Linked DNA regions of Homo sapiens: region 2 is linked to region 1. The links are chromatin contacts, found by POLR2A ChIA-PET in ENCODE. All regions are on one chromosome and are shown on one strand. Each heading gives the region's core, a stretch centred on a gene start or an enhancer-like site at or near the end of the contact. The rest is flanking DNA. Distances are from core to core; before and after follow the strand shown. Region 1 holds the start of ARRDC3-AS1 (ARRDC3 antisense RNA 1). Region 2 overlaps LOC102723444 (a long non-coding RNA gene).

Evidence for each region. ChIA-PET counts read pairs that join two places held with the same protein, here RNA polymerase II (POLR2A).
Region 2: POLR2A ChIA-PET joins it to region 1 with 13 read pairs in activated CD4-positive, alpha-beta T cell. The contact joins the enhancer-like site here to the promoter of ARRDC3-AS1 in region 1. POLR2A ChIA-PET finds 5 or more read pairs at or near these places in 2 of 52 experiments (OCI-LY7 and activated CD4-positive, alpha-beta T cell).

Annotation. Positions count from the first base shown.
Region 1 is chr5:91,378,356-91,383,086 of GRCh38, reverse strand. ARRDC3-AS1 (ARRDC3 antisense RNA 1) reads right to left here and starts at 2,740. Exons shown (of 3, transcript NR_027435.1): 1 at 2,163-2,740. ARRDC3 (arrestin domain containing 3) reads left to right here. Exons shown (of 8, transcript NM_020801.4): 1 at 1-274; 2 at 4,312-4,393. RefSeq lists silencers at 2,009-2,078, 2,699-2,878.
Region 2 is chr5:119,336,039-119,340,583 of GRCh38, reverse strand. LOC102723444 (a long non-coding RNA gene) reads left to right here. Exons shown (of 5, transcript XR_007058912.1): 5 at 1-798. It also overlaps a transcript of TNFAIP8 not described here. Among named protein-coding and RNA genes, the nearest start is that of TNFAIP8, 18 kb to the left of the region's middle. RefSeq lists enhancers at 1-89, 240-379. Within about 2 kb of position 2,838, at least 5 of the 41 ENCODE cell types and tissues checked have a DNase peak (open chromatin) inside an H3K27ac peak, as active enhancers do; they include OCI-LY7, where a contact is called at or near this core.

The DNA.
Region 1 (4,731 bases), core at 1,491-3,990:
CTGGGAAAGGTGAAGAGTTTGACAATAAGCTTTGACTGTCTTAATGACAGCAATGTCCCTGTGTATTCTAGTGGGGATACCGTCTCAGGAAGGGTAAATTTAGAAGTTACTGGGGAAATCAGAGTAAAATCTCTTAAAATTCATGCAAGAGGACATGCGAAAGTACGCTGGACTGAATCTAGAAACGCCGGCTCCAATACTGCCTATACACAGAATTACACTGAAGAAGTAGAGTATTTCAACCATAAAGACATCTTAATTGGGCACGAAAGAGGTAAGTTTTTGTTATTCATAAGTCATTGGACTCATTTTCTTTGGAAACGTACCTTTTCAGTTTTCTGAATTAACGTGATTCTACTCCTAGCATAACTAAGCAGTTTGAGAAAGGTTAGCAAAGTTGGAAGGTTTGGATTCTCCTTGACGTTCATCGTGTGTTAAGCCGTAATGCATGCAGGCATCTGCAAAGTGACTGCAAACTACACTTATTCAGCTACCTCTGTACCCGGCTCGGTCTGTGCCACACGCACTTGTAGTCCATTTGCACCTTACTTATAAATTCTGTTTGAATCCAATTCAGTCGTTTTACTAATATATTTTCAAATGAATTGGTAAAAGCTGCAGTCTTAGATTTTTGCCCTTTTACTTGCAACCTAAGATGTAAAAACTGAACTTCGATCAAGAAATGTAATAACATTTTTAAGAGACTTAATGGGTGTGTTTCATTTTTAATATTGGAATGCAAAAGACTTTAAATAATTGATGACTGTTCTTTCATAAAAGATTTCTGTGGCTTATTTTGACATATGGTATCAACACCCCACGTGTTTTTTCTCTATTCTTTACCATTCCTTTAAAAATTTACACCCAGCATTCCTTATTTTAAAGGAATGACTATCTGTCATTATGATAGGTATCGAGTCAGGTTTAGAAGCCATTTAGGATCAGTAATTTTCTTTTCCGAGCATCATGTCTAACTTTGGAACGTGCATTCAATGAAACCCATGCCAGTCAAATGGAATTGAAAAGTATAGGGCACACTGGATTTGATTTTTGGTTAGAAGAGAGAGATAAAGGGTTGTCAAAAGGAGAAGGAGTCCTGAGATTTCCAATCTATTGTTTAAATGGTTACATTGTGGAAATATAGGAGACTCTAGGCTTGTTTTTCTAAGTTTCCACCCTTTGTTAGAAGCGGTTCAATCCTGTTTCGGACCAGTTCTGGGGGGTGGTGAGGAGGGGCGCTTGTTCTGCTCTCAGCAGATTGGTTACACGCGTCAGGTGGTGGCGATGACTTAATTCCTAGCCCAAGAAGAATATAATGTTAAAACTGGTTATGTAATTTTTGTGCCTCTCCTTTTTAATGCAGTATTTAGTTCAGATGTTGGCGATTTTTCAGAAAAAAAATTAGAGACATATTTTACCTTATTTTTTATATTAAAAACGTACATCCTGGAGAAGTGCTGATGACTAAGGCAAGTGAGAAATGAAGGATGCTTTGAGGGACAGTATTAATGCATTATTTTTGAAACTATTAAGGTGAACTCAGTTCTTTAGCAGGATTTTCGTAGTTAGATACAGGTACTTTGCATCCTGAAATAACTAATTAATCTCTCCAAGTGTTAACACTGATAGGAGATGCAAATGCCTAATGACAGCCTTGGTATTTGTTGAAAAGCAGATAGATGACTTTGTGTTTGTACCTTTCTGAATATTGCAGCCTTTTATGAAACGGATGAAAGAAAACAGATTTTTCCTCAAGGGGTTAAGACTTGCAGTGGGGAAAAGTAGAACAACGAGATGTGAGGACAAATATAATTTCATTAGTTGCACCATGATTTCGTGGTAAAGAAAACTAAATGCCCTGCACCCCCAACAAAATGCCCCCCAAACCCTGCAACGCGTAGACGAGCTCAGTCTGGAATAGTTTCAATGACTTGAAACTGGGAGCTCTCAAACTAGCCTGGTAACTGAGACCCCGCCCCGGGCGCCCGGGATAGGCGGAGCCAGGTTTGTTAGCCTGTTGCTAAGGCGATGGCAGGCGCTGATTGGATTGGGCGCGGGCGGGTGGGGAGAGTGAGCTCGCGCCGCGGCTGGGGCGAGGCTAGGAAACCGGCGTGCGCCGGTAAAGGTTCCTCCAGAGCGACCCCCACCCAGCCCGTACTCACGTTTGTTCCCGGGCTTCTGGGGGCGCCCAGCCCGTGTCAACATCATGTTCTGTCGCCCCTCTTTTGGGCCTCCTAAGGGCCATCGAAAGGAAACGACTTCAGGCTTTAACTGAGTAGAGGGCAGACGCTCCTGCCGGCCTTACAGGTGCTGGATGGCCATGGACCCAACTTTAGCAGAAAATCCTTTTCAGATGGAAGTTGGATGGGAAGGGTTGGCAGGACCCCCGTTAGCTATCTTCCGAGTGGGAGGTGTCAGGGGACTCCTGTGAACGCTTGTTTTCCCCTTAGCTGAAACAAAGCTTGTTCCCCGACCTCTCCAGTCGCCACACTGTCTACCTTGAGTTGACCTGAGGGGACAGAGCAAAGGCTGGCCCGAGGAAGAAGGAAAGTGATTCCAATATCGAAATGTTGGGGGAGGGGGGGGCTTCGACGGGTATCCTCTGCCCCCTCCCCCATCGTTTTCCGAAGCCTTCGGGCCCCCGCCTCCCCTTCGCCACCCCAATATCCCTTGCCGAAACTAAAGGTGTCAGAGTGGCCCGAGCCAGATGGAACCGGTCGCCGGCTGGGGCGTGTAAAGCGGAAGCGCCGCGGCTCGCTCGCCCCGCCCCCCGGCCAGCAGGCTAGGTTGCGCGGGCACGGGCGCGAGCGCCGCGCGACGTATGCCGTATGTATAGCGGGGCGCGCGGGCGGCAGCGGCGGCGGCGGCGGCGCGCGGGCAGGCCGGCTGGGATCTGCTCGCGCCGGTTTAGGCCGGTCCTCTCCTGCTCCGGTCTAGTTCTTGATTGACAGCCCGGCACTTGTTTACCACGGCGCGGCCGCCGCCGCTCGCTTCAATGAGACTGCTGAGCTGGCACAAAAAGGGAGCGAAGAGGGAAGAAAGGGAAAGGAAGGCGAACTTCGGGCGCCTTCGAGGGGAGCGAATTTAAATGGCCCCCAGCTCATCAGCTAGTTTTTGGTTCTGAAATCCGTTCAGGGGAATTTGCACAGGGGACGAGGAAAATTGTATGGAGACATAAGCGAATCACCATGATTTTTAAATGAAAGTATCGACGTATACATGCTTTTTTCCCCCTTTTTCTCGTTTAATATCAGGGAGGCATCACGTTTTTTGTGTATATCCAATACTTTGCTGAAGGAAAGTTAAATAATGTGCCAGTTTTTTCTACTCTGGGGGCTAATCGTAAAGGTTTCTACACCAAGAAAACTTTAAAAGATATTTCTGTAATTATTTAAAACGCTAAATAGGCACTTTAATGATCTAGAACCCCCTCCCATATTTTCGATTATATTTATTTTCATGCCACTTGAAAAAAAATAATTTCACCAAAAAAATTGGTTGTAAAATGAAAGGTCATCCCTTTTTTATAGAAACTGGAAACTATTAATAGTTAGACTTCATTTTTTTCAAGGATGTTGGAAAATATTGTTTCCTTATAAGCCGACACCACCTAAATGCGGTTCTTTGTAATTATCTAAGGTATAGTTTATGCAAGTTTTAGTCGTTGCTAGGACCAACTGAGTGTTGTGATCATTTTAGATCAATAAATAATTATTTTTAGTTCAATAAATAATTATTTTTAGTTATAAATCTGACATTAAAATCAATGTGTGGCTTTTTTTTTTTTTTTTTTTACTCCGTCTATTTGACAAGGTTTTCTAGTGGTTTTGGAGTATCTATTCTATTCACATCTGGTATTATTATTCCCTATAAACTGACATATTTTAAGAGGGTTGCATGAACAGTTTTTCTTTGATACATTATAGTCTTAATGTGATAAATTTAAGCAAACCGTTGGAGACAAAGGATAGCATTGTCTTACCATGATGTGAGACCCGAGCCTTTTGAGTATATATACTATTTTATAAACAGATGCTTTGCAGTTTGGGTCATTTTCCATTAGAAAAAATAAAAAGCCTGTGGGGTGTGAGTATTCATTATCCCCATTTTACAGATAAGGCAGCTGACGACAGGATTTTTATTTTGTCCAGAGGAAATGATGAAGTTAGAATTAGAACTCAGATCTCTCAGACTCCAAAGCTTGTTTTGTGGTCTTAATTGTTATGTAAGCATCTTTAAAGTTATGCCACCCTGCGGAGTATGTAAATGTTGAATAATAAATTCTTTGTTTTCTTTTTATGTTTGTTTTAGATGATGATAATTCCGAAGAAGGCTTCCACACTATTCATTCAGGAAGGCATGAATATGCATTCAGCTTCGAGCTTCCACAGACGTAAGTATTATAAATAATAGGCATTTTTATAGATACTTATGATCAGAGCATTATTTTAAAATTAAGTATTCTAAATTTAAACATTTTTAGTTGAAAAAAAAACCCTTTTCATTACTGAAACTTGCTAGAGGAAAACAATATATTAAACATAAGAAGCTATTTTTTAATCTAGCGTGGCAAAATTATAGAAAGCATACTCAATTTTCAGTATTCTTTCCTAAAGTTTATGAGGTTTTTAAAATAGGAATAGGGTTTCCTTTAACATGAGTGAATTGGAAGTTGCTAGTCGAATAATAACCACTTTATACTTAGTTTATTATCAATTATCATTATGAGAA
Region 2 (4,545 bases), core at 1,589-4,088, about 28 Mb before region 1:
CTTATTCAATCTCCCCATTCCTCAAACTTGTTCACAAATGAGAAAACAGGCCCAGCAAGTTGATATGGTGAGTATCTTAAGAGGAACTATTAATAGAATTAAATCTCCAGGACCTCCATGGTGGCCTCAGGAGCTCAGAGCTCCTTTCTGCAACCAGCCTCCCGGGAGCAGGGCATGCCTTTGGGCACAGTGGTCCTCTGCAGCCTAGCCCAATGTTCCTGAATCGAATTTCTGTGACCCACATGGGCAGTCTAGCTCACTCAAGTTCCTTGTTAGGGTCTGGGTGAAAGCCCCCCTGGTAATAAAGGGTTCCTCTGCTCTGGCTGGCCCCCTGTGCGTATATTTCCACACATTTCATGTGGTGGGGAAGATTGGCTGGCTAGGGACAACGCTGTGGAGTTTGGAATCCGATACTCCAGCCACAGATTTCATCTAAAAGATAAATGGCTACCTCTTCTGCTCCAACTGACTTACCACAAGATGGTGTTTTCTTGTGTCACTGTGACTTTCATTTTCACCAGCCTTCTGAATGTTGCCCCAGACCCTTCCCCTGCTCTAGACAGCCATCCTCCTGGAGCACTCATCTAGAGAAAACTAAATGAAACTCTCTATGACTGATTGCCCCATTTCATTTATTTGTGTGCAGCTTCCAAAGCTTTACATTATCCACAGCCCATTTATTTCCATTAAAATAGATAAAATAATTAATCAAATATGGTGATTAAGGTCATAGTTATGAAATGTAAGGCCATTCTTTGCAGAAACATATGGCCTTATTAAACAGTTTTTAAATACAAATTATATTGGACTTCAGTGTTTTATCGGAGCATGTAATTACCATAGATTGAAGAGCTGTCTATAATTAATTTGCTCTACTTCTTATTCTCATTGTTCAACTTACCAAACCTTCTAGTACCTTGGTGATGCTTTATCGACCTCTGAGAATCCCTTTGTGATCTGCAGTGCTACTGTGGTTCACAAAATCTGTGTTCTTGCTCTCCCTGATAGCATCTGACATTTGTCATCAGGGGTTGGCAATCCCATATACAGGGCCCCATTTACTACATACCATAGCCAGTCACCAAATTAGAGAAACTCAGTTTAAAAAAAAAAAAAAAAAAAAAAACACCACAAGAGGAGACCTGTGTAGTAGACATCGTGGCTGACCCAACAGCATGTCCATTTCTCTCTCCCTGGGTAGCAATCCTGATCATTTTAAATAAATCACAGAAATCCCATACCCCCTTGCCACAGAGTGACGAGTTTAGGCAACCCAAGCCTAAGCCAATCATCACAGCAGATGCCATAGCCAATAAGCTGGTCACTGAGGCATCAGAAATGTGTTGGGGGCTTCTGGAAAAAGTCACTTGCTTCTCTGACACAACTACAAGAAGCCAGTTCTCTCTCTCCTTCTGGACAGTGTATGGTGGATATGAAGTCTAGAATTGCTGTAGAATTTTATCAACATCAGAGACGCCAATTCAGGATGAAGCTCAATCACAGAAGGCAGAAAATGGGGCCTTTTTTTTTTGTTTTAAGAGACAAAGTCTTGCTCTATTTCCAGGCTGAAGTGCAGTAGCACAATCATAGCTCAATGCAGCCTCAAATTCCTGGGCTCAAGACATCCTCCCGCCTAAGCCTCCTGAGTAGCTGGGACTACAGGTACACACCACCATGCCAGGCTAATTCTTTTTTACTTTTTGTATATATAGAGTCTCAGTCTCACGATGTTGCCCAAGCTAGAAAATAGGTTCTTGACATCACTGAACTGCTAAATCAAAACTTTGTTCCAGTTATGTGAGCCAACAAAAAAATCTCTTTTGTATGAACAAGTCTAACTTGGGGTTTCTCTTTCTTGTACAGTAAAAGCCACAACGGATGTAACATCCTGGGCAGCTAAGGAGGAATAGTGCATGAAAATTTCTAATCTTGCTGCTGGCTTTACAACATTCCCAACACCTGAAGGACAGTGAGTGAAGGAGCCCAAGGATGCACAACTGATCAATGCTTTTGCCCATTTCCTCAAGCCTGCTGTCCAACAAAGGCCAGAGGGTAGCCCGAAAGCCTCCTCTCCAGCAGGGCCATGTCTGGCCTGTCTGGTGACTGATAGCAGAGAGCAGAGTCCTAAGGCTGGGGAAAAATGGGTGGATGCTAAGACACCACAGAGGCACAGATGGGGTAGGGGGTCTGTAAGGTAGGACCTGGGTCCCTGATCTTCCTCTCCGACTCACAGCTTGATGCTGCCCTACCCTTCCTGACGGGGCTTCCTGATAATCCCCATGTGAGAATATCCTTGTCATACTGGGGGTGGCTGCCTGCCTGACAGGAGCAAAAAGGACAAGACTTGTAGGGTGTGACTAGGTGCTGAGAAGGTGTGTGTGTGTGTGTGTGTGTGTGTGTGTGTGTGTGTGTGTGTGTCAAAGTTCCAGATTCCAATCTGGAATAAGGAGCCAGGAATGAGGATGTCAGGTCTGCCCTGGGATCTCTCCCAGGAGCTGAAGGTGTGGTGAGGAGCTCAGGGGCACATGTGGTGAAGGGGAGGAACATTATTCAGCAGTTAGCAGGAGAGGGGCAAATCAGCGGAAAGCCCTGGCCTATTAAGGTCTGGCCAGATTTTTGTCTTAGAATGTGCTCAAAGTCCACCTGCGGCTCCGCAGACAGCAAACTGCATTTCTGCACTTCTACTTGGCAGTCTTACAGCTGAGATGCTGAATTCCAACAGAAAGATTTTCTGGAAGCTGGGGAAATCAGTTAGGGTGTTAATGAGGCTTTCTTTGGTGGCAACTTTAACTGAGCACTCTCATTCTCCATCTCCCACATGCAGCAAATGCTGTAATGCTCCAGTTTAGATGGTAAACAGGAACTGGAGAAATGCTTCTTGTCAAGCTTTCTTACGGCCTACTGCTCACGGCAGCCCCGCATTAATATCTGCATTTCTGCATGTACTTTGTTGTCCTATTAGCCTTGGCATTTTTTATTTTATTTTTTTTTCTGGCTGCTAACTTCCAAGCACATGACCCTGAGTTTTGATAACGAAATTACCTCCAGCAAGCACTCATTCTTAGCTTCTCATCAAATCCAGCTCAGATAGCTCCCTGAGGAGCACCACTCTCCTAAAAATAGAAACCAAAAGACCACAGAGGTCTATGCCCTCAGGTTCTAGTGACAGGCAATTTTACTGAAAGGAGAAATGATACCAAAGGAAGCAAATCAATGCTAACCCTAATGGCTCAAGCTGGTGGGATGTCAAGCTCATTTATAGACAACATATACAAATAAACATGAAATCACCTTGGTTGGCAAAAAAGAAATAGTGCTATACAAACAAATGCAAGTGCAAGATATGATGATGAGGTAAATCTCATATAGTCTAGAATGGGAGCTCTGCTATAACAGGAAGGGAAAGAATGAGGCAAGAGAATTCAGGATGAGTTCTCTCCACAAGCAAATATTTCATGTCACTTTGTCCACTGGATACAGGCTAGGAGACAATTAAACAGGAGACAATGCCGATGACAGCACAAAGTCATTTTCTTCTATACTTAGCACTGGCCAGACTTTCATCATAAAGTGATATTAGAGGATTTGGCCTGTGTCCAGAGGACAATGGTCATAAGATCTAAAGGAGATAGAAGGGGAAAAAAAGGCTTGAGCTTTTTCAAAGTAAAACAAGAAGACAATGAGTATTGGGCCAAAATGGTCCATGTTAAGCTGTACTTGGTGGCGAGTTCACATTCTCTCCTCAACTAGTAATCCTGTTTTCAAATTCATTTTAAATAACATTTAATATTCAGTCTTACCAACTTTCAGGGTGAGGGGGTGATACTGAGAATGGGGTGATCAAACTTCTTAGGACTGTAGAAATTTTATATTTATTATATCCAAATAGCTTAAAAATGAATGCAAATAAGAAATAGGGGAGGCTTTATGAGACTGTAGGTTCTTGTGCTTCACAGCTAATGGGCAGAATACCATTGGGAAAACCTGAAGGATTTATCTCCATAGCAAAACAAAGCAAGGCAATATTCAGCAGAGTATTTCTCTGAAATAAGAAGTATAAGAAGTCTAAGGCTTTCTGTGTTTGTTATGAGGCCTCTATAGGTAGACAGAGACACAGCAGGGGAATATCTAAGATGAACCAGGTTGAAACACAGGTGCTGGAGGAGCCCACAGCACTTTTCTTCCTCTCAGACCACTGTACTTGGAAGTCTACAGCTGCATGTGGTTATGTATCCCCCAGGGCAGGCAGGGTGGCCGGAAGAGTGCCAGAGGCAGGAGGCAGGTTTTCATCCCAGCTCTCACACCATGAGGCTGGATGATCAGGGACACCTGCCTTGATTTCTTTGGCCTACGTTGCATTTGTAAATGAGAAGATTGGACTAAATCAAATGGCTTCTCATCTCATGCCCAGTACAAGTCAAATTCATTATAACTGTCCACAAGGTCCCACCATCTAGCCCCTCACCACCTCTCTGACTCATCTCTCCCCCTCCCTTAAGCCTCTGTACTGTTTCTGGAACACATCAGCCCATTCTCACCTCAGGG